Regions from separate parts of the Homo sapiens genome. Here region 1 is linked to region 2. The links are chromatin loops, found by intact Hi-C in ENCODE. Cell type or tissue: dorsolateral prefrontal cortex. All regions are shown on one strand. Links, peaks and the distances in the headings refer to the core of each region. The heading gives the core; the rest is flanking DNA.

The links. A loop is a pair of places that touch in the nucleus more often than their neighbours do. Peaks named below come from ENCODE experiments on the same cell type or tissue, not always from the same donor. Only the 100,000 strongest peaks of a DNase experiment are listed, where the experiment ranks them.
Region 1: it touches region 2 in a loop (4-fold over the local background); 14 of 110 quality-filtered maps call a loop at or near these places.

What each region holds. Positions count from the first base shown.
Region 1 is chr5:50,717,808-50,734,083 of GRCh38, reverse strand. The region is part of intron 2 of PARP8 (poly(ADP-ribose) polymerase family member 8); the gene reads right to left. Among named protein-coding and RNA genes, the nearest start is that of PARP8, 59 kb to the right of the region's middle. In dorsolateral prefrontal cortex, for the core only: no CTCF peak of the experiment used is centred there; a DNase peak (open chromatin) is centred at 6,763; H3K27ac peaks cover 1,702 bases.
Region 2 is chr5:50,649,780-50,666,055 of GRCh38, reverse strand. It overlaps a transcript of PARP8 not described here. Among named protein-coding and RNA genes, the nearest start is that of PARP8, 8.7 kb to the left of the region's middle. In dorsolateral prefrontal cortex, for the core only: no CTCF peak of the experiment used is centred there; a DNase peak (open chromatin) is centred at 8,779; H3K27ac peaks cover 715 bases.

The sequences.
Region 1 (16,276 bases), core at 3,355-11,354, 69 kb before region 2:
AAATCATAGGATTTTCTGAATGCTTCCAAAAGTATTTTTCATAACAAAGTATGTCACTTAAATTCATCTTCCTCATTAGTAAAGTTATCAGTTACTGTTCACGGTATGAAGAAAATAAGGAAATGCTATACATAAGACAAGACAACTTAAGTTACGCTTTTGGAGGGAAGTGTGCAGTATTTGAGAACGTACCAGAAACAAGTAAGTAGTAGAGATTTAAGGAAAAGATGGACAAGTAGGGGAACCAGATCTGTAAGAAACTGTAGGGAATCTGGCTTGGTAAGAAGGAAATAATCATAATAAATACTAAAATGAAGCCTCACATGACAAAAAAAAAGTTTGAATATGATGTAAAAACATTAGATTTTACCACAGATATAGAAAAATTGCCCTTTTATACAATTTAATACAACAATTGTGAGGTTTTGAGTCAATAACTGAGTAACTATTTTCTAAATTATTCAACCACGATTTCTGTCCCTGAGTATAGTTTAGTTGACATAAATACTGCTATCTATAGCTTAGTGTAGTTTTTCAAAAATTGATAATTTAAAGGTATTTAGCTAAAGTCAATAAATCAAGACATCATTTAGGAGGCTTTAAAAAACTACTTCATCAAGAATTCTAAAATGTGAAAAAGATTTTTTAAGAGAAAAAAGTATTTTTAAAAAACTATTGGTACTAACAGTTTGAATTTTCAGTTTTTAAAAGTCAAGCTGCCCAATAGGCACCATCTGTTAGGTCAGGAGCAAGTTTTTCGCCCATTTATTTTTTTTTTGTTTTGGTTTTTTTGTTTTTTTGAGCCTGTCACCCAGGCTGGAGTGCGGTGTGGCGCGATCTCGGCTCACTGCAACTACCACCTCCCTGGTTCAAGCAATTCCCCTGCTGAGTAGCTGGGATTATAGGCACACAACACCACGCCTGGCTAATTTTTTTGTATTTTTAGTAAAGACTGGGTTTCACCATGTTGGCCAGACTGTTCTCAAACTCCTGACCTCAGGCAATCCACCCGCTTTGGCCTCCCAAAGTGCTGGCATTACAGGCATGAGCCACCGCGCCCGGCCTTTCACCCATTTTTAATGTCATCTATGACCACAGATGAGAAATAAAAAAGCACTGTTATGTGAAAACTATTCACAGTTTCATTTCCTACACTTAAAAGATACGGCTGGTCGCGGTGGCTCACACCTGTAATCCCAGCACTTTGGGAGGCCAAGGCTGGCAGATCATGAGGTCAGGAGATCGAGACCATCCTTGCCAACACGGTGCAACCCCGTCTCTAATAAAAATACAAAAAATTAGCCGAGCGTGGTGGTGGGTGCCTGTAGTCCCAGCTACTCAGGAGGCTGAGGCAGGAGAATGGCATGAACCCGGGTGGCGGAGCTTGCAGTGAGACAAGATCGCGCCACTGCACTCCAGCTTGGACCACAGAGCGAGACTCCATCTCAAAAAAAAAGGAAAAAAAGAAAAAAATACAATCTGCTGAGTCAAAGCTATTGCATGTCATTTACATTATCATTAAAATAACAACTTTTACTACTATGTTCTCAAAGCCAAATTAGTCAACTATATACTGTTTCCAAAGAAGTGCTTTAATTAGTTTTTTATGCAAATATCAGTCGGTATATCTACTACTTCTATTCAGACTTTCTTTGAACCGTTTTTAGCAAATATTACAAAATATTGTTTGCATTTATAACTTAAAACTGGTTTTAAAAATTATAAGTAATATACAGTAATTTCTACAGATAATACTATCATATGTTTTGTGCTTGTTATAAGGTTCCCTTCCATATTGTATATAATTCATTTTTCCAGATTCTAATTCCAATCTTTCTTAGAACCACTCACTAAATTACTATGTATCGTATTGTATTTCTACTGCCAGTGATGAGTAAGAAACCAATGTTCTCATGTTCACATACTAATTCTTCAGGAAAATTTATGATGATAAAGATTGTCATTATCTGAACTTTTAATTACCATCAGTTTGTGATATGAAACCCTGGTGGCCTAATGTGCTTCAAATTTCAGAAATTTCCTTTTTTTAGAAAAATAATCGAGGGCATATTTTACACAAAACCCTCAGTAAGAAACCGTGTCATTAAAAACAATAATATATCCGTAGGGAGATGCATGAACACTCCCACTATGTGGCAAATGTATGGGATATTTATGGAGAGGGCAAACTTTATATAATCTCATGTCTGTTCGAATAGGTTTACCGCTAAATATGTTTGGAGCAAATTTACAAAATAACCTGGCTTGAATTTTCAGAGCTTTTAAGAATCAGAAATTCTAGATAAGGAGCTGTATCCAACCTATATATTTCAAGTTTTAATACCTAAGAAGATTACTCATGAGACTAAGTTCTGTAATTAAGCAAATGCATAACTGAGTATAGTAAGAAATCTATAAATATATACCAAAGGGTTGAGTCCTATACCTCATGCTTTCCCAACGACTGCATCCAAAAAAATAACATTTCCCATCATACTACGATCAGGATGAATATATCCTTACAATGGAAATAACAAAAAGCTGTTTAGCGACCCTTTACTCAGGGTACAAGCACATCTTTCTTCTTTAGCATATAAATAAATTTAAACTCTACCATATTTCCCAGATTTAGATGAGCCAGACCTGTACAAGCAAATGCACACTGCTATGAATTTCCTATTTTACATTTTCATTTGACTCAAGTCCAACAGACCAACACACTCATTCTTTTGGACAGAAGAGCAAAAGAGAACTCAATTGAAAAAAGAAATTCAAAATTGAGAGATTTTTGATTTCACTCTCTAAAGGCCAAAGAATAAAAATTTTGGAAATTTGGAAAAAAATGTACATGTGATCTTGATTTCACAGAGTGTTAGGTTGGAACAGAAGTCAGAAATCACCCAGTTGCACATCCCTTATTTTACAGATGAACAAACATAAATTTAAAGAGACTCATTCAATTCCATGCGGAACCAGAAGCAGAGCCAGGTTTTCTGACATTTCCTCTAAGTCACTCAGCCTCTTGTGATTTTTCGCACTGACCTTTTTTGCTTACGGCAAGAAACTTCTGATTAGTTTGTGACAAGATCTAATCTTTCTTGCTCAAAGTATTCCTGAACATGCAGTCAACGGTGTAAAGTTACTGCCCCATGTGAGCCAAACTTCACTGGGTAATCTGCCCTTGCACATTACTTCCTTGTCTTCTGATTAATATGCCTAAGTTTATGCAGTAATTTCTTCATCTATTAACCCTCACCTTTGATCATTATTAACAAAACAACTTAATCTTATTCAAAAAGTATAAAATTATTTTCAAAGGAAATCACTTAAAATATAACAAAAATATCTCAATAATCTCTGGTTTTCAATAAATATTCCATCAACTAATGTACTGGTTCATATTAGCACATAATACATTCAGTTGAATCACATCAGCTCTTTTTAAGAAATAAGAATTGGTTTGTGAAATGGTTTGGCTGTGTCCGCAACCAAATCTCATCTTGAATGCAGTTCCCATAATCTCCACGTGTCATAGGAGGGACCCGGTGGGAGGTAATTTAATCATGGAGGCGGTTAACCCGATGCTGCTGTTCTCATAATAGTGAGTGAGTTCTCTTGAGATCTGATGGTTTTACAAAGGGCTTTTCCCCCTTTTGCTCAGCACTTTTCTCCCCTGCTATCATGTGAAGAAGGACATGGTTGCTTCCCCTTCTGCCATAATTGTAAATTTCCTGAGGCCTCCCCAGGCCTGTTGAACTGTGAGTCAATTAAACCTCTTTCCTTTATAAATTACCCTGTCTTGGGTATTTCTTCATAGCAGCATGAAAACGGACTAATACAGTTTGACATTTATAAAATTATACAGATTAACTAAAAAAATTGACAAAATTTAGACAAAACCAAATCCTGTTAAAATTCTCCTAAAATCTGAACTGAGAGCTCAATTAAATTACATGGGTTTTTAAAATCTACTTCAATTTTAGAAGAGGAACTATACAAGGTGCTTCCTAATTAGTAGTACACAAGCAAAAACACTTTCTAATATCTTAATGTATTTCTGTATGTGCTCACTTTAAGAAAGCATTTAAAATGTTTATTTGACAATGCTTGCATTCTCAAATGCATATAGCTCCCTTCTTTTCTCACTCTGCATTGTAAAATGAATTCTGTTCAGCTAACCGACATTTAATAAAAGATAGAAAATGTTTCAAGGCCAAGCTTAATAGTCCTAATGTATACTTTTTTCCTTTTAAAACCAATGAGTATTTTTATGTTTAAAGTCTGCAAGGTGACAAGAAGGATACTGAAGCTGTCATCAGTGTCAAGAAGGAGTCCAAATTTATCAGTAAAGAAGAGAAGGAAAAACATTTGAGACAGCTAATCTTGAAGAGATGGATGGAAGATGCCTGAGGAGATATTCACACCTAACTGAAAAGAAATAACTCAGAAAGAGTAAGCTTTCTGAACGGCAAGAAAAACAAAATTTATTCCCAGAACACTCACAGACCTAGAGTTACAAAATGGACCATCTATCTGTTCCTTTTATTTTACACGCAAGAATATTAAGGCTCAGAGAGGTCTATCAATTTGTCCTAGTTACACAGCACTTGGTCCAGAACTTAGTTCTCCTTTGGTCCAAATACCTTTCATTACATTTTATCATTTCAACACTTGTTTAATTCAGTTTGTACAGCATATTTAGCAACTCATCAGAAATCAATTTAAAACAATTATGCAATGTATTAAATAGCCAAGTGTGAAAAAAAAGTTTTTTCCCCTGTATGCTCTTTCCTTAGCAAAGCAAATTCTGTGAAAGGAGGCATATCTCACTCCATTTGGCATTACTTTTGCAAATTGATTAGTTATCCAGAGTTCCTATAACAATGAGATGACCCTACTAAAAACTATTTTTACTTAGTTCATAGTCACCAAAGCAGTAGGAAAACAAAAATTTATCTAGTTTTATTTTGTTAGGTGAATGAGATTTTCACTTTAGAAGAGGAGCAATTTTGAACAACCGCACACTAATGTGTTCCATAAGACTGGACCATAAAATTATCACATATCTAAGTAAATTTATGAGAAAAAATGTTTAACTCTCAGTCAGTTCCAATAAAAATTAGATAATAAGTTGCCTTTTTCAACATCAACAAACATCTTTGATTTGTCTCATCACATTTTTAAGTATTTTTCAGGTACATATATATCTCCAATATAAAATATGGAAAAACTTAGTCTAAAATATTTATTATACAATTTCATTTTAAGAGTGACATCAAAATTATACTTTATACATTATGCAACATTTTAAACTTTGATGGAGAAGTTATCAACTCAAAAACAGCTAACTTCCTTGATATTAAAATACTTTAAATATTAAAATATTAGTTTTGTTTTCTCTTTGGGACATATTTCTAATAGTGGTCTCAAAAAAGGAAAGGAAAGACAACGAATTCTGGGAGAGCAGTAACTGACTTATTTGGGTGCCAAAAAAAAAAAATTCTGTGTAGTTCTTTAGGAACTGAGGAAACTATGGGACCTTAATTTAAACGTGTGATTCCTATGAAAACAAGGGCCCACCATAACAATAGACAGATTGATAAACTGCAAATTAAGTTGCACTCTGAATGTCATAGAGACAAAAAAATGAAAATGATGTCAATTTTAAAAGATAAATCAAAATGCTATTAAAACCTTCTCAAAACTCAAAATGTTAAGATCAACAGAATCATTTTTATGAGCTAATTCACAGATAAATTCAAGTCAGTCTAATTGCAATAGCATCAATTCATCACTTATACCCAACTCTAAAATTACAATATCAATGAAGCTTCTGCACTGGATGTTGTCAATTAATAAAGGGAACAGGGAAATGCCTTAGAAATATTCATTAGAATTGATAGGAAATACTTAAGCCATCATTTACTTCTACCTAGAAAAATGACACAGAAGCAATCAATGCTGGCACTCCCAAGGTCTCGGCACTGGCAAGAATTTTGAATTCAAAAATTAACTCTCACTGATCATTAGTAGTTGGAACTCACACATTCATTCAACCAATTATGAAGTAAATGATTACTGAAGACCCACTCTGTGCCAACACAGGTGGAAAGTAAAAATAGACAGGGGCCTTGAATTCAGAAGTTTCTAGTCCAGCAAGGGAAAACACAATTAAAGTATCACCCAAATAAATGAAAATTATAGTTGTAATTTTCAACTCTGAAGGCGGACCACACCATGTATTGTGGCATCACATAAGGGCCCCATAACTTGACAAAGGGTACCAGGAAAGTTTCCTGCAGGATGCGATGATGGGACAAAAATACGTGGATGAGTAAAAGAAAATAATTGCGGAATTTGAATATACCATCCTCATTCTTCAAAATTTTCACTTTTTCAGCCTTATAGTTCCAAATTAAATGTAGAATCCAAACTTCCCTTTAGTGGTTATTATATTTTATTTCTCTATGTAGCCCCTGGCACAGTGGAAGGTATAGACCATAACTGACATTCACACATTCTGTCAAAATTAACTAAAAACAAGCCTACAAGCCATGTACATTAACAGAAGTATTTTACTTTTGAACAATATAGTCCACACGTACTCTGGCCAAAAGCTGGATCAAAGCAGTTGACATACTACCTAAACAAAGAACAAAAATATGAAAACAGGGACAAAGTTTGAGTGGATCCATGTCCATTTTTTCAAAAGAACACCAAGTCCGGGTGGGAAGTGGGAGCAGGAGCGGGGACTGGGTACACTCCAACAACAGAAGGGAGTAGTTGGCACGCAAAAGCCAGGTCTGACTCACAACGTGTCTAAATGTGCCTGCAGTTCTTAGTACAAGGAAGTATCTCAAATGTTCATCTAAAGAAGGGTAAAGGAAGTCATAAAAATACTACAGCCCACTGATAGGTAGAAAACTAAAGATAAAATGATTACCAAAAACTATTATCAGAGCTATGCCCTGTCCCTCACAAAATACTACTATACAAAGGAATTGCCTGTGTTTTTCTCACAACCTTCAGAAAGACCCTGGAAAATTTCAGATGGTTTTGATTTATGACTGTAAATGTCATCTTTACCAGATAGCATGAGATGGCCTAGTCCTCAAATGAGAGAGTAGTTCCTAACGACACAATCTTTGGGTTATTTCCACAAAAAGAATTAATATAGGAAACAGAGAGATGTGTTATTCTAAAATACAAATTTCCTCTACAATATTTCCACCCAACCTACCAAATAAAGCAGTCTTGCTTTAGAAGCAAGCAGAATGGCCTGTAGCATGAGGACAGAGATGATCCACAGTTGACAGGCCCTAGACCGTCTCCTTTGTACTTGCATATGACCAGCCTGCACAATTCCCAGTGGTTTTGCCCTTCTCAGAGAATATTCAGGAGCCAGCAAGTCTACATGAGACCAGTGGGCAAAACAGCTCCCTTGTGGGATTTCCCACACTGGGGTAAAGGAATTTCCTCAATCATCGCTGTGCTCAAGACAACTTTGTTAAATGGGGCTTTGTTCCCAGTGGATTTTTAATTGACACATCATTGGCAATATACAATATGCTTTACAGTGGTTAGTGATGCTAATCATGTGGCTAAACAAGAAAAAGCAGCTTCCCCTCTTAGAGTTCGTGATCAGATCTGAGGTACTCCTATCAATAAAAACATATTTGTAAAATGCGGGAAAAAAAGTAAAGCTTGAAAAGTAGCTAATGAACTAGATTACACATACATCCTCCATTGGATAGATTTTTACTGAACACCTTTTTTGTACTACGCACTTAATGACATCATTAAATAAAACACCATAAATTCACTGTTATTGTATAGTCGAGGAAACAGACTCCCAAGTTTAGAAATGCTCCCAAAGTCACTGTGCTACTAAGGGAATTAAAGTGAAGCTTCAAACCCAGGTCTGTTTGACACACAGCTAAAATAAAAAAATAAAAAATTTAAAAAAAAAATAAGTAGGGAGGAGGACGACTTGTAACAACATGGCATAAGCTGTGGAATAACCACATATAAAGCAATCAAGTTGTCAGCTTTCAAAAATGAGGCATCACAATACCATAGGAGTAGGTAGCATAACCATAAACAGCTCAGGCTCTACAGGATGCGTCTCCGGTCATGATTTGAAGGAAATCTTGTGTATATGCACAAAATCAGAAAAACTAACTTTGTATACTATCTAAGCAGTATTGCTTACAAGCTGATAATGCCAACATTAGCAGTGTCATTTCAAAACACAAAAACCAACAGAGAAGAACACACTGATTATATTTTAGAAAGACTATCTTAAGATCCAGCAGATCTACTTCTATTGCAATTTAACTAAACTACAGACAGTTGCCTGAGCACAAGTGTTGTATACTGTATAAATAATGGAAACCGTTTGCCATGGAAAAAACAATCAGCAAATTTAAAAAATATCTTTTAACTTCTGTTAGCTAGCCCACTAATTTTGCTTTAATTGACAGCCATATTAGCAGTGAACACATGAAATATGTTTGAATTTCACAGATACCCTGACCGAACATGCATTCATGTTAGGGAGCAATATTTAGCCAATATTTTCCCAGATTAAAAGTGAGGATTTAAACATAAGATTTTTATTTGAACCTGTGTATAACTAAGTATCTTGCTACAAGTACAGATGAATAATTCATTAATTGCCTTTTCTTACTTTAGACATTAGCCATCATTTGATGCAACACAAACATGTAAGATTGTTCATGTAAAATAATGAAATTTATTTTACTGGTATTAAACTATTACATCGACAAAAATTAAAAGGCATTTAAGTACTTTAAAACAATACAAATGTTAAATAAAATATATTAAAGAGTATCATAATATATTGTGCAACCAATCTAAGTGCCCATCAACTAATGAGTGGATACAGAACATGTTTTATATATATATATATACACACATATACATACATACATATATCTATACATATATAGTATACATACACATATGTGTATATATATATATATACACATACACACACAATGGAATACTACTCAGCCACTAAAAAGGGACAAAATAATGTGTTCTACAGCAACATAAATGGCACTGGAGGCCATATTCTAAGTGAAGTAACTCAGGAGTGGAAAACCAAAAACCATACGTTTTCACTTAAAAGTGGGAGCTAAGCTACGAGTACGCAAAGGCAAACAGAGTGATATAATGGACTTTTGAGACTCAGAGTGGGAGGGAGGAAGGGGGTCTAGGGATAAAAAACTACACAGTAGGTACAATGTACACTACCTAGGTGACAGGTGCACTAAAATCTCAGAATTCACCACCGTGTAATTCATCCATGCAAAAAAAAACCACTTGTACCCCCAAAGCTACTGAAACAAAAACCAATAAAAAGAGAGCATCATAATATAGTCAAAATTGTAATATGTATTGCTTTTACCAAAAAAAATTAAAAACAACATAATTACAATACATTCCTTAATAAAAGAATAAATTGTAGACAGATGGCAGAAGAGGAAAGAATTATCTTACATTTCACCATACATCATAAGCAGCCATTTCTGACAAATTGTGGAAACTCATCTACATATCAATTCATGTAGCTACAATTTTTTTCCCTGAACCAATCAACTTCTGCTTTCAGTAAAGAATAACCAAACTGATTTTTTTTTCTTTTGCTGTGCTGGCACATACACTGTGTCACTTAAAAGGAAATAAAGCAACACATTTGATTAGCTATAATTTATTTTAAATGCATCTACTGAAAACTTAGCAATTTGCATGCTTAATGAGGTAGGTAAAAGTAAAGAATCAATTTTCACATATATAATATAATTTCACTGAGCTATATTTATTTGTTCATTCCAAAAGCAGAAAGGAAAGGCATATAATATAAACAGACAATCGTATTTTCAAGAATTTCTACAGCTGGTCCTGAAGAATATTTATAGGCACATCATTTTACAGTTAGATGTTTGAAGGAGGGGATGCCTATAGTCCCAACTACTCAGGAGGCCGAGTAGGGTGGACCACTTAAGCCCAGGAGTTTGAGGCAAGCCTGGGGAATGCAGCAAGACCCTCTCTTTGTGAAAATGATTCTTTTTTAATTTAAAAATGAATGTTTGCCTAAAGAGAATAATTTCTCCTGGAGGATTTCAAATTCTCTACTTAATATTTAAAAGGAAAACTAAATTTCTCATCAACAAATTTTAGAAAATAATTTCAATGCCTCACGAATTTAAAACTTTGACCAAGTAGAAAACTTTTTAATAATTCTCACCTTCCTCCTAAAAGAATATTTTTTAAATCTAATAAAGAATAGTAAAAAGCCTGTTTGGCAAAATCTGAAAATATTCCTTACTAATATATACTTTTTTCTTATGTTTCCTTTTCAGTCACTTAGTTTTGTCTTTTGATGTTCTTTCTACATACCTTTAAGAACTTAGTTTTTCCTCTAATTGTAAAAAGAGGTTAAGAGGTTTATCTAATGTCACACAATAAGAAGGTGACACAATTAGCACAAAAATCTAGTATCCATCCAGAACCAAACCTACCTAAATGAAATTAAATACAAATCAACCACACACAAAAAAAATCACTTCTTTTAGAAAGGAAAGGCCTCTTCTCATCTTTGATATCCAAACACTCAGTCATATTAATATTGTAATTGCCATCATCATAATCATCATCACCAAAGTCTTGAGAAGGCAACTGTTTAATTTAGAAACTGAGAGACAACAATCTATACCTAGTAGAGAATACAATGAATTAAACACTTGAGAGATATTTAATACCTTTCCATTGCTTCCTAAGAAAGACAGGACTTCACTCTAGAATTCTGGAGTGAGTTTTGTAAAACATGAGACTTTCGATGTACACAATTATAAATATTTTTTAATTTATCAAAAATTTATCATTCAAGTCATCTAAAAGTTGATTCTCAAGAGAAAGAAATGTTTAGCTTACTACTACTATTTGCATGTAAAGGAAAAGCTATTATCATATGTAAGAGGCGAGAATATATTTTAACATTCACCAAGTGAAAAGGCTGGGCAAGATTTAATAACTCTCATCTTTAATCAGCAAATCATTTCAAATGGCATCTGATAACTATTCACTGCTGCCAAGCTGCATTACAGATCATTCCAGTAAGCAGGCTATAAAGCAACACAATTAGAGAAGTTAATTATCTGCTGCAGAAATATTCATAATGTAGAGTGAACTGAAATATCTTCTTGATGCTGGACTATCCCAAACACTCCTAGTGAGTATACAACTCGCACCACATTACAGGGTTAGGAGAGAGCTGGGGTCATACCAGATGCATAGAATCTTTAAGCACATATAACATCCACACATGAACATTTTAACAAAATGTCTGTCAGAGACAACACTCTATTTTCACCAAATCCCATTTCTATTTCCTCCAGGGCACACAGTTGGATTCCAGGGGCCCAACGGTCTGAGAAGCAAATAGTTTTTTGGAACAATTCTGATATGACATTAGGTAATACTATAATAAACCTAGATTTCAAAAACTTAACACAATACAGGCTGACTTCTTGTACACATCATATTATATGAGGAAGAGTGGGGGACTCAGCTCCATACAGTCACTGAGGGACCCAGGCTGGCTGACTGCTGTGTCCCACTATCGGCTAAGGCTTCATCCTCCTCTGCAAACTACTAGGGAAGCTGGGAAATGGAACATAGCTGTGCCCGAGGGGAGAGGGATTAGTAAACACATAGAAGTATATACCATATCTTTTAACCTTAGTCATACATTTGGCTTATTATAAAATGCCTTAATATTTACTTGAAAAACTCTTTCCTTAACTATCGAACTTCAGTTTTCAGCGGCAGTGACACAAATGAGAAATGAATGGCAAAGAAAAACAACTATATATAATTTTAAAGCAGATCTCCATAAGCCTTAAAACTTTCTCAAAAACAACTACTCAGTCCAGCTGTCCCTCATCCTTCAAATATTATAATAAAACATTCACTAAGAAAACTGTAACATATTTTAATTGGACACACAAAAAAGGGAACAGCTTGGGCACACAAAATAAAATTTGGTTCAGCTACTTAGTCATGTTTCTTAATATTATTACAAAGCTACGACATTTTTAGGGCATGATATAGATACAGGAGAACATAAAATATAAAAAGAAGAACAGAGTATCTTATAAGAATTACCTGTAAAAAGAAGACAGAAAAAAATCAGAATTGCTTTAGCAGTTTTTTAATCATTAAGTTTTGCGTACAAAGGCATGAGTTCTTACCAACCAATAAGAACTTTTTCCTACTAATGAGAAAGCTCTTTTATTAATTCACTCACCTTTTCTAGCTAAATAAGACACTAGTATGTTTAAAAATAAAATATAAAGAGTTACCAAAAGGGAGACAGGTTCAGCCACAGAACATCATCAATCTCATTCTGATAGTGGAGGCTGTTGCAGCTATACTCCACCCACTTGAATTAATCGGCCACAGAAATGAAAGGCACAGAACAATACAATCGGTTATTTAGTAAGTCACAGGTCCTTGACTTTTGGAATTAAGAAAAAAATGGGAGGGGAAGATTCACTGAATTGAATATTCTCTCTCAACTCTGTCAGTTCTGAACTCTGAGATAAATTACAAAATACATGGACTACAACAGAAGGCACAATAACTTAATGCTTCTGAAATAGCTGGCCAATTTTTATATGCCAATAAATCATCTCAAATATGGTAGCATTACAAACTCTACCTGGGGTGATGGGGGATGAAATTGTAGTCTCCTGCACCCATTGGTGTTTAAATGACATGTTTTCTCAGAGGAAGCACTCCCAGCTGCAGCCTCCTAATGAAAACTATACGCAGGTGAGACAGACTTTTCTTAAGATCAGGAATGCTGCCATTGGAAAGTTTCACACTGAAGGCTATAAGATGACTGAAAATACTTTATCCCATCTCAGAAATATTTCATACACACCCCCTAAGGAAGGTAAAAAAAAAAAAAACAATTATTTTAATTGGATCATTAGATGACCTTCTCCTGACATGTAGCAGAGGACACAGGAGATGTATCAGAACAAAGAAACAGGCCTGTCATGTATGGCCCTGGAGACTTGGAGCACAAGGGCTCCAAGCTGAAGGTTTCCCAGGAAGTGGCTATCTAAGTTGTGTTCTGCTCAATAAGACTTGCAACCTAGCACAGGTTGGTCTGAAAGAAGAGATGCCCCTTTCCCATTTTCAAAGATTCCATGTCAAATAGTTATGGTAAGGGGAAGAGGAGGAGCAAAGGTCAGCTCAAAAGCATGGTGTATTTCATGGAAAAGCAGGCTTTTGTGGCGTCAGGAGTATGGCAGTTACTACTAGTTGACCCCGATATTTATTTACATCTTTTTCTATAGAAACCTGATGTTTAGCTTAGAATATGGTGCACTGAATCAGGACTATATATCCCAGGCTCCTCTGCTCTAAAGAATTATGATATAATTAAGTTCTGCCCAGTATGGTACAAACAAAAGTATTCTGCCACAGCTTCTGGGATCTTCCTTTCAGAGGCAGCTGGCAGATGTCTCTGCCACCTTCTTCTTCCATTCTTCCCTTTTGTCAGAAACAGGGATACCACCCAGGACCATAAGGAAGAGGCGAGCTGAAAGAGGGCTGAGGGTTGCTGAATAGAGTGATCAGACCAGGCCTGAAAGACCTAAAGCAGAAGGAAAACACTTCTTATTCAGGGTGATGTTATCACCAGCTTTTTATTATTATAATTGCCAACAAACTGTGATGTGCAGCTTTAAGAACTGAGAACACACAAAAGGAGTTAAGAGGGGCCCAAAACGTACTACTTCCCAAATCCCCACTGAATGCAAACTGCTGCCGCGAGTTAGATCTTGACAGTGATAAATCAAATGTCTCTTTTCATGTAAGCAATGCAAACAACAATATAAGGATGCTTTCATTATATAAGAAGCAATAAAGGAAGATTTCCTAAACATATTGCTTTTGAAAGGTTCTCCACCAATGAAAATTAATATATTGTGGTTGTTGGGACTCATAACAAGGATAGAAGCATGTCAGATTTTTTTTTAATTTTGCCTGAGGATTTTATGCTTTATAACAATTATACCTGACAAGACACTACAGGTTCTCTTAAGTCTTTTAGAAGTTCAATTAACAGCATAAAACTGATCTAGGATAGGCTTTGACTTTTCATAATGAAAATCATTTCTGAAGATGTACTGCGTGTTTTGTTACCAACGGGTATTCTTTCTCTGGAGAAGCTGTGAAAATATTTCTTTTTATAACTTCTCTCTTTATTCTTTTAAACTACCAAACTTCTAAAAGAAAAAGGAAGCCACACATTTTAATATGATTCCTCTTAAAATCTACAACACAGGAGCCAAAAACACCGCCAATATTTGGATGGAATAGGGAACCCAGAAATAAATCCATGCATTAACAGTCAACTTATTTTTGACAAAGGTGCCAAGGACATACATTAAGGTAACGACAGTCTCTTCAATAAATGTTGCTGAGAAAACTGGATATCTATATGCAGAAAAATAAAACTAGATCCCTATCTCTTGCCATACACAAAAATCTAATCGAAATGAATTAAAGACTTAAATCTAAGACCTGAAACTATGAAACTACTAGAAGAAAACACTGAGAAACACTCCAGAACATTGTTCTGGGCAAAGATTTCTTAAGTAAGACATCAAAAGCATAGGTAACCAAAGCAAAAGTGAATAAATGGGATTATATCAAGCTACAAAGTGTCTGTACAACAAAGCAAACAATCAACAAAGTGAAGAGACAACCAACAGAATGGGAGAAAATATTTGCAAGAAAATATTTGCAAACTACCCATCTGACAAGGGATTAATATCCAGAATATATAAGGAGCTTAAACAACTCAATAAAGAAAGTCAAATAATCCAATTTAAAAATGGGTAAAAGGTCTGAATAGACATTTCTGAAAAGACAACATACAAATGGCCAAAAGGTATGTGAAAAAATGCTCAACATCCTTAATAATCAGAGAAATGCAACCCAAAACTACAATGAGTTACCATCTCACCCCACTTAAAATGGCTTCTATTGAAAAGACAGGCAATAATTAATGCTGGTGAGCATGCAGAGAAAGCGGACCCCTGGTACATTGTTGGTGGGAATTAGTACAGCCACTATGGAAGAGTACAGACGTTCCTCAGAAAACTAAAAATACAAATACCATATGATCCAGCAATTCCATTGCTGTGTATATACTCAAAAGAAAGAACACCAGTATGTCAAAAAGCTATCTGCACTCCCATGCTTACTGATGCACTATTAGCAATAGCCAAGATATGGAAGTAACCTAAGTGTCCATCAATAGATAAATGCATAAAGAAAATGTGGTACAGATACACAATGGGAAACTATTCAGCCATAAAATAGAAGGAAATCATGTCATTTGCAATAACATGGATGGAACTGGAGGACATTATGCTATGTAAAATAAGCCAGTCACAGAAAGGCAAAGACTACATATTCTCACTCATATGTCGGAGCTGAAAAAAAACTGAACCAAATTACTGTTGGCACATCTTCAGGGAGAAAAATTACATATATAATTGTATATATATACATACACACACGTATACACACACACATACACACACATATGTGTACATATGCTTTCTCCATGGTTTTAAAAGCAGTTTCTATTTAGTCAATAAGACATTTACAATTTTTATCAAGAAGTCATTATGCAAGATTGCTTCTTAGAAAGAAGTTATAAGGTTAATTTACCTGTATTGTTTAATAATTTTACACTAAAATTGTTTTATCAAAGCTCTTACCTAATGTCAAACTCCCAGAATATGAATTTTCAACTGGTCACAACTGTGTAATTCCTTGATGATTATATTCTCACCTCTTCAACTTCACTTGTGAAATTTTTAAAAATTCCCCTTATTTCTTAGATCATTTCCATTAGCTTCCAAACATACTGTAGTATAATCAGCACTCCAGTATAATCTATTTTCTGATATAACCTAGTATAATTTTTCCAAGCTACCAACCTATTTCTCTGTTCTACTTCCTACGAACGTTTCTTGAAAGAGTCCCCATACTCACTACTTCCATTTTTTTAGTTTCCATTTTCCTTTTAAACCAATCAAACTGGGCTTCTGCTTGTTAGTATAATCAACAACCTCCATGATCCTAAATCCATCAGTCACTTCTCTCTCCCTGTCACAGCTGAACTCTCAGTAGCAATGAGTAGTTAATGATTATGCAAAAT
Region 2 (16,276 bases), core at 4,269-12,268:
TAGGTGTTTCTGTTCATGAGAAATGGTCAGAATCAACTGGCACGTTCCAGGGTCTTCCTAAAAGATGGAAACCTGTTTGGCTTGATTTTTAAAACCACCTCCTTTGACAGTCAAGGGAAAGCTACAATCCAGGTGTTCAGAAATGAGATACTGCTCTGATTCTCACTTTCTGTTCTGCCTAAGGACACCCCAGGCTGACGTAGCTGCCCCACCTCTATATTGGTTTATGCCCTAGGAGAGGTCTCCAGCAGGCACTTTTCTTGTTGATCTTTTCTCCACTGAGAAGGCTCCCGCCAGTAGACCATGACTCCTTTTGCTTTGCATACTCAGTGCCATGTACAGTGCCTGGAATACAGGAGGGTGGCCTAAATGTTGGCTGAATGCACGAATGGTCATTTCTTGCAGCCTCTTTTCATTACCCTGTCTCATCACTTTTCTTATCAGCATAAGTGCCCAAGAGTTGCCAAACTGTTTCAGACCCTTAATCAATTTAGTTCTGATTCTGACCGTGACAACATGATGTTCAGCACGGTAGGAATGACTGCCATCCCTGAAGGAGTCTTAAGATTCTGTAGAATCAATGAAAGATCCTATGTTCTAACTCCTTTATCTTTCAGGAAACAAATTACAAAATAATTTCCTTGTCCAGTCATATTCACTATGAGTTACAAAAGGAAACATTCTGCATTATTGAGATCCACTGCAGCCTTTGATGTAGTAAAGCCACAGTCACAACAGTCTATATCTCCTGCTCAGTCCTCTCCTGAAATGCTTCCTGTTTAGGGTAGGACAGGTTCAAGCCCTTTGTCCTTCCTGGATATGTTGCTTTGTGTAGGCCCTTTGGCTGCCAAAAATGCTCTCTTCTCTTCCACATCACCACTGAGAATCATGAGTATTTCTTCTTCCATTATGTGCTTTAATTTCTCTGAAAGGCTGAAAGTCTATTAACTCACAAGAATTTATTTTATAGTTATCTAGCCACAAGGCTTGCATCTTCCAAGTAGAACCCTTACTACAAATAAATGTGAAATAGTTTTAAAGCTACCAAATATTTTTTTGTCTGGATGAGCTCTTAGTTTACTACTCACTCCTTAAAATAGGCCTTCTTGTGACTTGTCCTATATTTGATTTTTTTTTAAGCTTCATGGGCTGCCCTGTTTTGGTTAAACAAAGCTAACCTCACCCTGTTCATGCCCTTAAGGTGTGATGTATTTAATAAATATTTGTACATTTGAAGGAGTAAGATTAAAAAATAAAAACCTATCTAGTATGTATTTCTGCAAGATAAATTTCTCTAATTAAAAACTATACCAACGTAGATCCTTCCAAGGATCTTCCAGGCTAGATCCTTATGGAGCACTTTGCTCAAAGTAAGTCAGCCCATATCCAGGATCCTTTCTTTACCTTGCCCCATCTCCGAATATTTAAATGTTTATATTATGTGTGCTCAACATACTTCCCTTATCAAAAACTATATGCGCCTTTGAGATGAAACAGTTCTATCTCTCCTTAAACACTCATGAGTATACAACATACACACACATGCATTCAGGAACGTGGCACATAAGAGGCCCTTCACCAATTTGTTAAATAAATAAAATCAATATTTACAGTGAGGGAGAACTCAGGTGGTATCCCAAACTAAATTGAAGATAATAATCTACATGTTGGATGATAGACTCTACTGAAAAAATTCCACCGGTTTAGAATAATGATTCAAAGCCACCAGATATAATTTATTAGTGAAAAATATAAATTTTTTGCCTGTGCCAAAAGGCCCAACTGCGGAAGTATAAGGTAATGGACATGCGGCATTAAGTTCAATAATGTGATGTGGGTATTAATAACTAACATTTATCCAGAACTTAATATTTATCCAGAACTTATCCAGAATTCATTAACATTTATCCAGAACTGGTAGAAACTGTTCTAAAAGCTTTACATATAGTTACTCATTTAATATTCACAATAACCCGTATATACTAGCTGTTATTTTTCTCATTTTACAAAAGAGGAAACAGGCTCAAAGGGGTTAATTCATCTAAGGTGAGACATGGACTACAAGAAGTTTTTTTCTCTCTTGAAACCTTTCAGCAATTGAATTGAACTTAAAGGAATAAATATGTACAGAAGCCACACGAGGAAGTAAACCGCCCCGCCAATGGCTGCAGGCCAGGAGTGAAGCCGACAAGAAGCCCTATGATGGATTTTGAGGAGGGCTGAAGCCTGTGGACTCTCAAAATAGCCTCTGCTAGTGGCAGTTATATTTCCCTTTCTTGCATTCAACTTCCTTTCCCAAATGACCCAGCCATTAGTACAGTCTTAAGAAAAGTACAAGCCTGACCTCTGCTATTCCATGGTTATTAAGAAGAGGATAGGAGGCAGGATTAGCAAAGAGGGGAACAGCCTTCTTTGCCATATGCATGATAGTGTCATCAGTGGTAAATGCCCATGGGAATGCCTACCATCCTTGCTGGGATGTGGAAACAGCACTGGGACAGTTTGCTTTTGTGGCAGAATCAGTGAAGGAGGGACAAGGTAGGGGCCGAGGCATTGCTGTGAGAAGACACCACAAAGGGCCTTTAAACAAAGGTGAGGAAGTGGGATTTCATCTGAGAAAAATGGAGAGCCACTGGAAGGAAGATGATCTGAAAAGTTCTTTCTAATTATGAGATTGATATAGCTTCTGCTTGCGGTGGTTCTGTAATGGAAAGAAATCCGTAAAATTCAAAATGCCTGCTAAGGGCCCAACTACCTTCTTCTAAGTAGAGGGACGTGTGCAATTCTTTCCTTATAAAGCTGCTTGGCTGGTGTGGTGGCTCATGCCTGTAATCCCAGCACTTTGGGAGGTTGAGGTGGGAGGGTTGCTTGAGGTCAGGAGTTCAAAACCAGCCTTGGCAATATTGCAAGACCCCTGTCTCTACAAAAAATAAAATAAAAATTAGCTGGGCATGTGGGTGAATACCTGTAGTGCTAGCTACTTGGGAGGATCTCTTGAGCACAGGAGTTTGAGGCTGCAGTGTACTGTAACTATACCACTGCACTCTAGTTGAGATGACAGAGGGAGACCCTGTTTCTTAAAAAAGAAAAGAAAAAGCTGCCTTTGGAAACTAATCCTACTTTTCTGACCTCTTCTGATAGGTCTACTGTAAAAAACCAAAGTCAACTTTGAATAAACTTGACAAGCTGAAGGAGAACTTTAGGTGATGTTTTGTGGATTTGTCACATTTTGGTTCTTACCATACCCCCCGTTAGGTTACTAAGGTCAAATGTGACGGCACAGGGGTGGTGTTGAGGTTTTATGGCCCTTTCTAGCATCTTAACTAACCTAGGTAATACTAAAGCTACAGGATGAAACCTTAACTCTTCTTTCTAGTTCCAAATTTCACTTTAATTTAGATCCATTTTTCCTGTAAAATTTTAATTCCCCTTTCTACCTAGAAGCATTCTAGACCATAATTAGATGAGATGCCTCACTGTGCCATGCAAACAAACTCATTCTTAGCTTGTATTCATTCATATTAATTCCTTCTTTTGAATACCTCTTTTTCTTTTTCTTAGAAAGTACATAAATACTATATGAATATATTCTCAGCGCAAATGATTTAAGACATATATTAGTACATAAAGTAAAATGTGAAAATTCTTACCTATCCTGACCCCTAATTTCACTCTTCGTCCCAGAGGTAACTAGTGTTAATAACTTTGTGGGAATGTCTTGCATTACTGCATTCTCATATCTTCACACAGATGTACATATGTTGACAGATTTATACATATAAATTTTAATTTAGGTTGGGCACAGTAGCTCATGCCTATAATCCCAGCACTTTGGGAGGCCAAGGTGGGTGGATTGCTTGAGGTGAGGAGTGCGAGACCAGCCTGGGTAACGTGGCGAAACCTCGTTTCTACTAAAAATACAAAAATTAGCCAGGTGTGGTGGCATATACCTGTAGTCCCAGCTACTCAGGAGGCTGGGACCTAAGAATTGCTTGAACCCAGGAAGCAAAGGTTGCAGTGAGCCAAGGTCAGGCCACTGCACTCCAGCCTGGGTGACACAGTGACTCTGTCTCAAAAAATAATAATAATAATTTAATGGAACTACATAATATATATTGTTTTACAACTTGATTTTTTTTTTTTTTTGAGATGGAGTTTTGCTGTGTTGCCAGGCTGGAGTGCAGTGGCATGATCTCAGCTCACTGCAACCTCCACCTCTCGGGTTCAAGCAATTCCCTTGCCTCAGCCTCCCAAGTAGCTGGTACTACAGGCGTGCACCACCACACCTGGCTAGTTTTTTGCATTTTAGTAGAGACGGGGTTTCACCATGTTTGCCAGGATGATCTCCATCTCCTGACCTCATGATCCATCCCGCTCGGCCTCCCAAAGTGCTGGGATTACAGGCATGAGCCACCGCGCCTGGCCACAACTTAATTTTTCTACTTGTCTTGAAGAGCTTTTTTTCTTTGTCATGGAAAGAGATCTAGCTCATTCTGTTTAGCCACTGCAGAGAATGATATTGAATGAATGCAGTATAATAAGTGTTAACCGTACTTCTGCAATCATGTTGGCTTTTGCAAAATGTTTTGTGATTAAAACAATTTACAACAAATGCACAACTTTATGCACAGTTTCAGCAGTTTCTTTGGGAAGTGAATTGACTGGCTCACAGGGAACTGGCTGGCTCACAGGGAACTGGCAAATTTAAAAATTTGATAGATACAAGCAAATTGCTCTCAAATTTACTTTATCATTTTATACTCCACTGTTTTTGAGAATACCTAATTCCCTGCAACATTCCCAACAGTATATACCATTCGTCTTTAATTTTTTTTCAACCAGCTAGGTGTAAAGTATTCATCTTGTTTTTGTCTGTAATTCCCTGATTATTAATGATATTGAGCATTTTTTCAAGTGTTTATTGACAGTTTGTATAGTCTCTGTATGATTGCCTGTCATTTCCTCTATTTTTTAATTGAATTTTTTTGTTTGTATTATTTATTTGTAGGAAGTTTTTATATATTCTAGATAGCAATTCATTTTCTGTTATAGATACTCTTTACTTACACAAAAGCCTTAAATTTTTATTTGTTAGAAAATTTAAAAAAATACACTTTGGGAGGCCGAGGCAGGCAAATTACCTGAGTTGCAGGAGTTCGAGACCAGCCTGGTCAACATGACGAAACCCCGTCTTTACTAAAAATACAAAAATTAGCTGGGCATGGTGGTGTGCCCCTGTAGTCCCAGTTACTCAGGAGGCTGAGGCAGGAGAATCACTTGAACCCGGGAGACGGAGTTTGCAGTGAACCGAGATCACGCCATTGCACTCCAGCCTGGGTGACAGAGGGAGACTCCATCTTAAAAAATAAAAATAAAGAAAAAAGAAAGAAAAAGAAAAGAAAAGAAAGAAAAGAAAAAAAATTTTTAAGCCAACTCCAGACCAAATGCTACCTTATTCAAAAAAATCTGTCTTGATTTTTCCAACTCGCTAATCTTCCCTCATCCTTGAACTCCCCATTTCTAGACTATAAGTTCCTTGCATGCAGGAACTGTTTTTATTGATCTTTGTAACCATGGAAGAGGCTACCATAGAGACTATCTTAACACACGAATGGTCCCCAACTTATGATAGCTCGACTTTAGATTTTATAACTTTACAGTGGTGTCAAAGCAATACACATTCAGTGGAAACCTTACTTCAAGTGCCCATACAATCATTCTGTTTTTCATTTTCAGTACAGTATTCAAAAATTACATGATATATTCAACACTTAATTATAAAATAGGCTTTGTATTAGATGATTTTGCCCAACTATAGGCAAATGGAAGTATTCTGAGCACATTTAAGGTAGGCTAGGCTAAACAATGATGCTCAGTACGTTTGTATTTTAAATGCATTTTCTCCTTTTGATATTTTCAACTTATGATGAGTTTACTGGGACATGACCCTATCATAAGTTGAGGAGCATCTGTAATGCACAAGAGGGGGTCTTAATTATTGTCTTTTATTGCTGTAGTTTTTAAATTACTTGAGACTTGAATTCTGCCTGCTACTTCGTTTTCACTGCCCCTAAATAGCCCATAGAACAACGCTTAGTAGGTTGGAGGCACACAGTATACATGCATTGATTGATTTTAATTTGCACTCACTTTCAAAGTTTCATGCTTTCTTTACAAAAGAGAAGCATTTCCCCAAGAGTGTTTTATAGTATATTAATTTCATATTATGTAATGAGGTTTTCTCCCAAAACAGATCTAGGTCCAAGTAAGTTTGGAGGAAAATAGATTAAATAAAGTTAAATAAATTTCTCTCTTAATAATTTTAAGCCTGTAATATGCCTACTATGACATTTCAAAATGTTGTTTTTGTTTTTGCTTTTTGAGACAGGGTCTCATACTGTCACCCAGGCTGGAGTGCAGTGGCACAATCATGGCTCACTGCAGCCTCTATCTCCTGGGTTCAAGTCATCTTCCCACCTCAGCCTCCCAAACAGCTACAGGCACAGGCCACCACGCCCAGTTTAAAAAAAAAATTTTTGTAGAGACAGGGTGCAACTATGTTGCCCAGGCTGTTCTCAAACTCCTGGGCTCAAGTGATCCTCCTGCCTTTGCTTCCCAAAGGGCTGGAATTATAGGTGTGAGCCTCTGTGCCTGGCCCCACAAAGTTTTAATTGACTAAACATTTGAGTTTGTTTAGTTGGTTGGTTGATTTTTGCAGTGCTTACTTAGGAACAGGATTCCATGTAATTTCAAAAATATATTTTTAAAATTCAGGTAGAAACTTCTGTATTATTTTTCTTTGTGATATTAAGTGTCAAACAATTTTAACACTTATCTCAAGAAGGCTTGTGGAGACTGGGATTTGGAGTAAAACAGACTCAACTTCTGACTTTTACTGGAGTAAAATGGACTGCAACTCCTAGATATGTGAACTTGGGCAAGCTACACAATTTCTTAATACATAAAATCTCAGTTTTCTCATCTGAAGAATGAGGAGAACAAAGGCTTCTATCTCTTTATAGTTGTAGAAGAGAATTAAATGAGATAAACACAGGCAAAAAGAAATATCTAAGTTGCTTAATAAGAATTAATTATTATTGACCAGGCACGGTGGCTCACGCCTGTAAGCCCAGCACTTTGGGAGGCCGAGGCAGGCGGATCACAAGGTCAGGAGATCGAGACCATCCTGGCTAACACGGTGAAACCCCGTCTCTACTAAAAATACAAAAAATTAGCCGGTCATGGTGGCAGGTGCCTGTAGTCCCAGCTACCCGGGAGGCTGAGGCAAGAGAATGGAGTGAACCCGGGAAGTGGAGCTTGCAGTGAGCCAAGACTGTGCCACTGCACTCCAGCCTGGGTGACAGAGCGAGACTCTGTCTCAAAAAATAAATAAATAAATAAATAAAAAGAATTAATTATTATTAAGGAGCCACTTTTATTCTCTCCTGACCCTTCTATACAATTGACTAATTCCTCCTTTGTTTCCCCAGTTTAGCTGGTAGTTTTCTATCACGTTTTTTGGATTCATTTGTTTCAAGTAAATGGTAAGTCCCTGCATAGGGACTTCCTCTTATTTCTATTTGTAAGCCCCATGGGCTTGGTGACATCTGGGAATGCAGACAGATTTAAGGCAGAGAGAGAAGCTTGAAGGAATAGCAGAACAAGTGCCTCCCAGGGGTACATTTTCTTATTGGCAGTCACAATCCAGTCTTGCCTCCTTGAGGCCTCATCCAGGGTCACTGCATTTGTCAGAAAACATTTGGTTGCATGACATAACTGTAACTCAAACCAACAAAGACAAGATACAGTTTCTTGACTGATACAATGTACAATGGTAAAGCATGCTTGGATGGCCTAGCAGACAAAGCAAGAGCTGGAGGACCCAGGGACTCAGGCAATTGAACGGGGAACTCAACCAGAACTTTTCTCTTTTCCATTTCTGTTTGGCAGTTTGTTTTCTTTTTTCTTTTTTTTCTTTCTTTTTTTTTTTTTTTTTTTTTTTTTTGAGATGGAGCCTTGCTCTGTCACCAGGTTGGAGTGCAATGGCACAATCTCGGCTGACTGCTACCTCTACCTCCTGGGTTCAAGCGATTCTCCTGCCTCAGCCTCCCGAGTAGCTGGGAGTACAGGCACGTGCCACCATGCCCAGCTAATTTTTGTATTGTTAGTAGAGACGGGGTTTCACCGTGTTGGGCAGGATGATCTCAATCTCTTGATCTTGTGATCCACCCGCCTCGGCCTCCCAAAGTGCTGGGATTACAGGCGTGAGCCACCCTGCCTGGCCAGCAGTTTCTTTTAAGTAACAGAGAAAATTGTCATTTGGTAATCCCAAATCTGTGACATTCCAGTTTAGTAAACTCAGCGGGGGAAGGATAACTTTTTTTTCTCCATACTCTAAATATTAATCTCAGGATAAAAATGATACCATTCGCTACCCACTTTGGATCAAGGGCCTATCTTTGGGACAAGCACTGTTGCCAAGTGGATGAGGTAGTAAGATTTGCTGAGCCCAAGTCAAGTACCTATTTCTGTGTTGAGAAGCACGTGGGAAAGGTGAAGGCAATATCTCTCATTGGTCTACTGCTAGTCTGATTAAAAGTCCTTTGCTACACCAATTCACTGCATTTCCCTAGGCTGGATCTGGCATAGCCACTCATCTTTTTGAGGGTGAATCATATTTAAAAAAAAGGATGATTTTGTTCCTCACAGTTTGGATTTCTTCTAATTTTACTCTCTCAGTGCAATAATTATAGTTGCAGGCTATGCTCCATGTCGGTGCCCGTCCTCTGTTCTTAGCCCAGTTATAGCACTTACCACATTTACTGCTTGTCTGCCTTTGTAAGAGGCTAAGCAAATGTGCCTGAAGCCTGAGTAATTTGCTCTCTTCAACAGTGTTTCTCCCAGACGTAAGCTAATGTGTGAAACACAGAGAGCACCCAATACGTACTTGTTAAAAGAAAGAAAGATCAAAACCTTCCAAGGTGCAAAATAGAACACAGACAAGAGGCGTAGAACTCAGATTGAATTGGGGATGGAGGTTTGAGGGTGTCAGAGTTGCTGAGTATGGAAGGAAGAGTAGGTGTGGAGAAAGTAAAGAACATTTAGGTGTGGAGAAAGTAAAGAACATTCTAGGTAGTGGGGAGGCATAGAGACAGTGGTGCGCTGGAGCTGGCTCACATAAACTTGCAAGAACACTTGTGCACTTCTCTTCCCAACTTCACACTCAGGGATTTCACATTGGTAGGCGGATGTCAGCCATGGTGGGAGTATTTACACCACAGAAATTGGAGCCGGTACAAAGCAAGGCTTCTGTTCTGTTGCCAGAGAGCTGACCATTAAATATTTGCCATGCCACCATATAAAAGCATGAAGGCGACAGGAATATTGCTGTAAGGGTACCTGGAAATCAAATCATGAAGGGACAGTGTTAAGCACAGGCTGGGCACAGTGGCTCACCCCTGTAATCCTAGCACTTTGGGAGGCCGAGGCAAGTGGATCACCTGAGGTCAGGAGTTCGAGACAAGCCTGGCTAACATGGCGAAAACCCGTCTCTACTTAAAATACAAAAAGTAGCTGGATATGGTGGTGCGCCTGTAGTCCCAGCTACTTGGGAGGCTGAGGCAGGAGAATCACTTGAACCTAGGAGGCAGAGGTTCCAGTAAACTGAGATCGCGCCTCTGCACTCCAGCCTGAGAGACAGAGCGAGACTCTGTCTCAAAAGAAAAAAAAAATTAAGCACAGTAATCCAAATTTCTCAGCCACTGAAAGATTTTGAAAGGGAAGGCATGACATGACTTGATGAATATCTGCTGGCTAGCATTCTTCAACAATAGTTTTGCATGGCAAACTTGGCAGAAGGTGGCATAGTCACTTTATATTAAATGCTTGCAGTTCTAGGGAAGTTATTACCTGTCCTAGCAAATCAATCTTATCCTATAGTTTACCCTAGAACTACGCCAGGCCCAATCTAAGCTTGATTCCATCAGGGCCAGGTGTGGCCACAACAGCAGCACCACTTTAAATCTGTGCCAGTAGCTCATATATTTTATATAGTACAAGTCTATTTCCTCATACCACCTGGCACACCAGCCTCCGTAATGTTGACATTAGCAAGCTTCCAACAAAAAGGTTGGCAGCCCTAGCCATATTTTTTCTTTTCTGTCTAGGTTATTTTAGCTGTGGTCCTGCTTAATACCAGAGGCATGAACCAAATAGATTTTCACATTGCTTCCAAATCTATGAATATATATAGAGAAAAGTTTATTCATGAAAGAGAGAAGGGAGGAAGGAAAGAAGGAAAAAAGGAAGGAAGGAAGGGAGGGGAGGAGGGAGAGAGGGAGGGAAAGAAAAGAGAGAAAAAGAAGAAGGAAGGAGAAAGAAAGTAAAGTAAGTCCAGGGAGCGAGAGAGGGGAGGAAGGAAGGAAGGAAAAGAAAGAGAAAGACGGAAAGAAAATGAGAAAGAAAGAAAGAGAGAGAAAGGAAGGAAAGAGAAAGAAAGAAAAAAAAGAAAAAGAAAAAGGGAGAAAGAAAGAAAGTCAAGTCAGTCCAGGGAGGGAGGGAGGGAAGAAGGAAGGAGGGAGGGAAGGAGAAAGAAGAGAGAGAGAAGGCAAGAAAGAAAGAGAGAGAAAGAAAGAAAGAAAGAAAGAAAGAGAAAGAAAGAAAAGAAAAAAGAAAGAAAAGAAAGAAAGAAAAGAAAAGGAAGGGAAGGGAAGAAGGAAAGAAAAGAAGGAAGGAGAGAGAGAGAAAGAAAGAAAGTTATAATGCTTTTGAACAGGATGTGCCTCACCTGTTTGCAAAAGGAGCAGTGTTCTTCCCAGGATTGTTGAGATGGTAACTCATAAAATGGTAAAAGCAACAGCAGCACATGCAAGTTGGATGAATTAAGGAACTGCATTGGAGCACTCTTTTCAAAGTCACTTTGTTGTTTTCCATTTAGAGTTTTGCTTTTATGAAAGCCTGAAGTGTTATCAGTATACGGGCTCTTGAAAACTTCTTACTTGACATTACAGCAGTTAAAGTGCCTTCTCTTTCCCCAGTTGCTAATCTCAGTTGCCTTGAATCTGGCTCTCTTCTCTTGGGTCTTTGGCCTTTTGACTGCCCCACATGGGGAATCTGTGTTTAAAATAATTTCTCTATCTGTTTAAACTTCTTATAGATTACTAACAAAAAAAAAGTAATAGAACCAGGAATTGGAATGAATATTTCTATCCCTAGTTACTACCATGGAAAAACATTTGTAGGAAAACCTGGTGAATTTAAACCCATTAAAAATGTATTTTTCTTCTTCCTTCTTATGAAAGTGAGTGATCCATGAAAGAAACTGTCATAGGCAAATTTGTGCAAATCAAAATACTTCAAGAATTTACAAAACAGGCTGGGTGCGGTGGCTCACAGCTGTAATCCCAGCACTTTGGGAGGCCGAGGCAGGCGGATCACATGAGGTCAGGAATTCAAGACCAGCCTGGCCAACATGGTGAAACCCCATCTCTACAAAAATACAAAAATTAGCCAGGCATGGTGGCATGTGCCTGTAATCCCAGCTACTCAGGAGGCTGAGGCAGGAGAATTGCTTGAACCCAGGAGACAGAGGTTGCAGTGAGCCAAGATCACGCCACTCCACTCCAGCCTGGGCAACAAAGCAAGACTGTTTCAAAAAAAAAAAAAAAAGCATAGTAAGTGCTGTAGTTTGGATGTTTGTCCCCTCCAAACCTCATGTTGAAATTTTATCCCTAATGTTGGAGGTGGGCCCCAATGAGAGACGTTTGAGTCTTGGGGGTGGATCCCTCATGAGTAGAGTAATGTACTCTCTGGACGGAGATGGAGAGTGAGTTCTCACTCTATTAGTTCCCACAATAGCAGGTTGTTAAAAGGAACCTGGCCCCTCCCCCCTTTCTCTTTCTTGCTTCCTCTTTCACCATGTGATATCTGCACACTGCAGCTCCCCTTCACCTTCCACCATGAATGCAGCAGCACGTGAGGCTTTCACCAGAAGCAGATGCTTGGGCCATGCTTCTTGTGCAGCCTGCAGAACTATAAGCAAAAAAAACCTCTTTTATTTATAAGTTACTCAGCATCATGTATTTCTTTATAGCAACACATAACAGACTAAGACAGTAAGGAAAACTTTATTCAGGACCATTGCCATAGGTATAGGGACCATGGCAATGGCGTCTTGCATTGAAGAGAGATATTGGGCTCAACTCCAAATATGGCATGGGCAAGTGGGAATTTATAATCAAGGAGCAGTGTAGGGGTCAATGGATAGAAAATTACCAAGAGAATCAGGAGGAAGAGGGAGATTCTGGCTAAACCAACCTAATAGGATTCTTGCTGAAGATAGGCCTGGGTCATCAGACATCACCTGGGGTATGATAAAAGGATGAGAAGCCTGATCAGATATGGAGGATGATCAGATATTGGAGATGGGGGGTTCTTGCTAAACTGACTCAGAAAAGTTCTTTGTTAAAGTTGGATTTTGCAAGGAAGATAGACACCTGACTAAAGTTTGGCCAAGCAAGGAATCTTTGTTAGTACTACTTCTTGTTTAAGGAAAGTAGAGACATTCATCTTTCCTTCAAACAATATAAGTCTCTTTTCTTGTTTGATCACCTTTTATTCATTAAGGACCAGTTGAATCATCTGTTGGGACTTGGTAGCAGAGGATATTTCCTGGATAGTGTGAGCTATCAGGCCTTCAATGTGGGAAGTTTAGTTTCTATAAAAATAAAATTAAAAAAGATTAATAGTTGGAACGAATTATAAAGACAGTTTCTGAGTCCAGAGGGCAGCTGATCAGTAAAATTTCTAGATGCTGGGCTTGTAGTATCTTCAGTTGGAGTGAGAAGAGGCATTGGATTAGTTTGCAGTTTGAAAGCCATAAAGATGGGCCACACACAAGCTGTTGTGGTAATTTTTCTGAAGCTTATGTCAAGTCATCCAGTTTCAGTTTGAAGGACTTCAAGAAAAGAAAAGTTTATAATTTTAGTGATTCCAAGCCAGAATAGCAGGAAAAAAATGAAATATTAATTTGGAGTGTTGTAGCTATTGTAGTAAACTAGAAAAATCGAGGATCTATTGCAGATTGCAGGTAGATAATAAAACCTCAGGAAAAAAAAAAAAACAGGGCTAGAATCTAATATTGGGTGCACTGCAGTTTTCTCCCAAAACATAACTTTTATCTCTATATTCACTCTCATTTCTGTCAAAGATAATCAAAGTCAGATTGATTTGTTTGCTAAATAAGTTTAATCTCATTAAACTTGTACTGGTTATGTACACAAGTGCAGTAAGAGTAGTGATTGACCATTTAGGCTCTTTTAAAGGTTGCGTTTGTCAGATAAGAAATCTCAGATTAAACTTTTTGTTTTTGTTTTTTTAGACAGAGTCTCCCTCTGTCTCTCAGGCTGGAGTACAGTGGTGCGATCTTGGCTCACTGCAGCCTCCGCCTCCTGGTTTCAAGCGATTCTTCTGCTCAGCCTCCCGAGTAGCTGGGATTATAGATGCGTGCCACTACGCCTGGCTCATTTTTTGTATTTTTAGTAGAGACAGGGTTTTCACCATATTGGTCAGGCTGGTCTTGAACTCCTGACCTCCTCATCCATCTGACTTGGCCTCCCAAAGTGCTGGGATTACAGGCATGAGCCACTGTCTCCAGTCAGATTAAACTTTTAAAAGCCACTTGAGGCTGGGATATAAGCCCAAAACTTGTCATTAGTCTGCACCTGTTACATTTACAGATTTAGATAAATTACTCTCTTCTTGAGGTCCCTAAAATACCCCAAGGTTTCCAGACCTGCCAAGAAGTGATATTCTTTACTCACCTGTAAGTCTGGGAACCCTAGAGCCAGTTTTTCCAAGATGGTACTTTATTGGTTCCATAAAGTCAACCTTAGTCCCATAAAGCCTTCTGGTCATATCTGAAAACATGATGTTTCAGTCAAAGCCTTGGTGATATAACCTGTGTTTCCAGTTTGTCCTGTTACAAAGACAACAGATTCTTATTAAACTTGTGCAAATAAATACATTGCCATAAAAATAAGAATATTCACAAATAGTTTCCAAATTCTGGAGGGATAAGTTAGAGAGAAAAAGTAAATGTTTCCATTTTGTACAAAAGTATTCTTTACTGAATTGGTGTAAGCTAGAGATAGCTTAAAAAAAAGTTTTCTCAAATCTGGAAAACAAAACATTTAAAGAACAAGCAATGTTACAAACAAAAAGTCATTTTAAAAATTATTCTCATCAGTTCATTCAGTACCATGTAATTAAATCTTGTTTTGCTTGATCTTGGGTTAGTAGTTACATGAACCCATCAGTTTTATTAGAGTTCTGGAAATTCTTACCAGTCCAATGGTATGATGTCAAAGTTGTTCAGAAACCTGTATTCCAGAATACTCATAAGACTATTTTCCATAAATCTCCTTGAAGAAGAAGCCATTTTGGACTGTGGCTAATTTCAAATGCTTTTAGAGAACAATTAAATTAAAACAATAACTGTCTACAGATGACAAGGACTTAAAATGTCCATGGTTAAAAAATCTAATGAGAGTTCATTACAATGATGCAATTTATAAGAAAATTTGGTTAGCATGGCATACAGCATTTTAACAGAATAACCAAAATTATGACTGATAACATACTAGATTTCTAGGAATCTCATACAATTTTTGTACACTTAATAATATATCCATAAATATACTTAAAGATGGCTTAGCATCACTTATTATTTGACTGCTACACTTATAATTTAACATATTAAATAAATCTAATTAGTTTAATGTCTCTTTTATTATTTATTTATTTATTATTATTATTAATGTCTCTTTCATACAAAAAATATTCTCTGTGGCTTTCTGAGGGTCCAATATGGAGAATCTTAAGTTAATTTGAGGTCAAAAAGACTTAATTTAGAATGTGATTTTGGGAAGATTGTCAAAAATGTCAAAAAGTTTAAAACATTTAAAACAATTAAATATGACCATAGTTATCTATTTAATAAAAGCTCCATTAAAAGATTTTAAAGGCAAATTCAGATTACATAGTTGTGAACAAGGACTTAGCTCCTTTAATATTGAGAAGACTCACTTTTCTTAAGTAACCAAAAACCTAATAAAACAACATGAAACTCAGGAAATTATCTTGATGAAACAGAGTCTGTGTTTCTGAGGCCAATTACTTAAGAGGAAAAAAATACCCTTTACATTCTCAGACCAACATTCCAAGAAAACTACCGTTTTAATGGAGAAGATCAAATTCTACTTTTGAATAAATGTATTACTAAAACTAAGTTATAATAAAACCTCATAAATAAATCTATCCAATCTCAGTCAGCTTAGACCATACAAGATAAGATTTTCACAATCCTTCTGGACATGTTTTCTTATTTACTTTTGCAGCAGACATACACCAGGCAATTAAGCAATTTACTTTTACTATATATTCTGTTCTTAGGTTGAATTTATGGTTTTATGGCCTTAAACATCTAACAGTAACAACACAAACTTGTCTAATCAGCAAAGCCAGGTAAAATAAGTGTATGCTGACAATTCTGAAAATGTTTCTATTTTTATTTTACCAATATTTTTTAAACTAGCTTTTATTTACTAAGGAATACCCCAGATTATGTGAACTTAAAAATATTGAGTCAGTTTCTACTTTTCTGAAAATTTTATACATTCTTATTTGTTTGAGTGTTTATTTATCCCTAGCCAATTTGGGTATTTTAGTTTGGTAATAACATCGGAGGTAGAAAAATATCACATATACGTAACACAATAACATAGACACACACGTACACATACACAAACGTATAGACTGATGTAACCAGATCTTAGGACTTTTCATTTAAAAAATTTTAACCAGGCCAGGTGCAGTGGCTCATGCCTGTAATCCCAGCACTTTGGGAGGCTGAGGTGGGTGGATCACCTGAGGTCAGGAGTTTGAGGCCAGCCTGGCCAACATGGCATAACCCCGTCTCTACTAAAAATATGAAAATTAGCTGGGCGTGGGGCGTGGTGGTGCCCAGCTGAGGCACAAGAAACACTTGAACCCAGGAGGTGGAGGTTGCAGTAAGCCGAGATTGCCCCGCTGCACTCCAGCCTGAGCAACGAAGTGAGACTCTGTCTCAAAAAAAAAAAAAAAAAAATTTAACCATGAGGCAGTAAAACAGAGTAATACAAAAATACAAACTTGCTGGTTTATCTCCACTTTATATTGTTATCCAAATTGTGCTTCTGAGGAAAAAGGGATAAGTTGAGTTGACCTACCTAACAAAGGC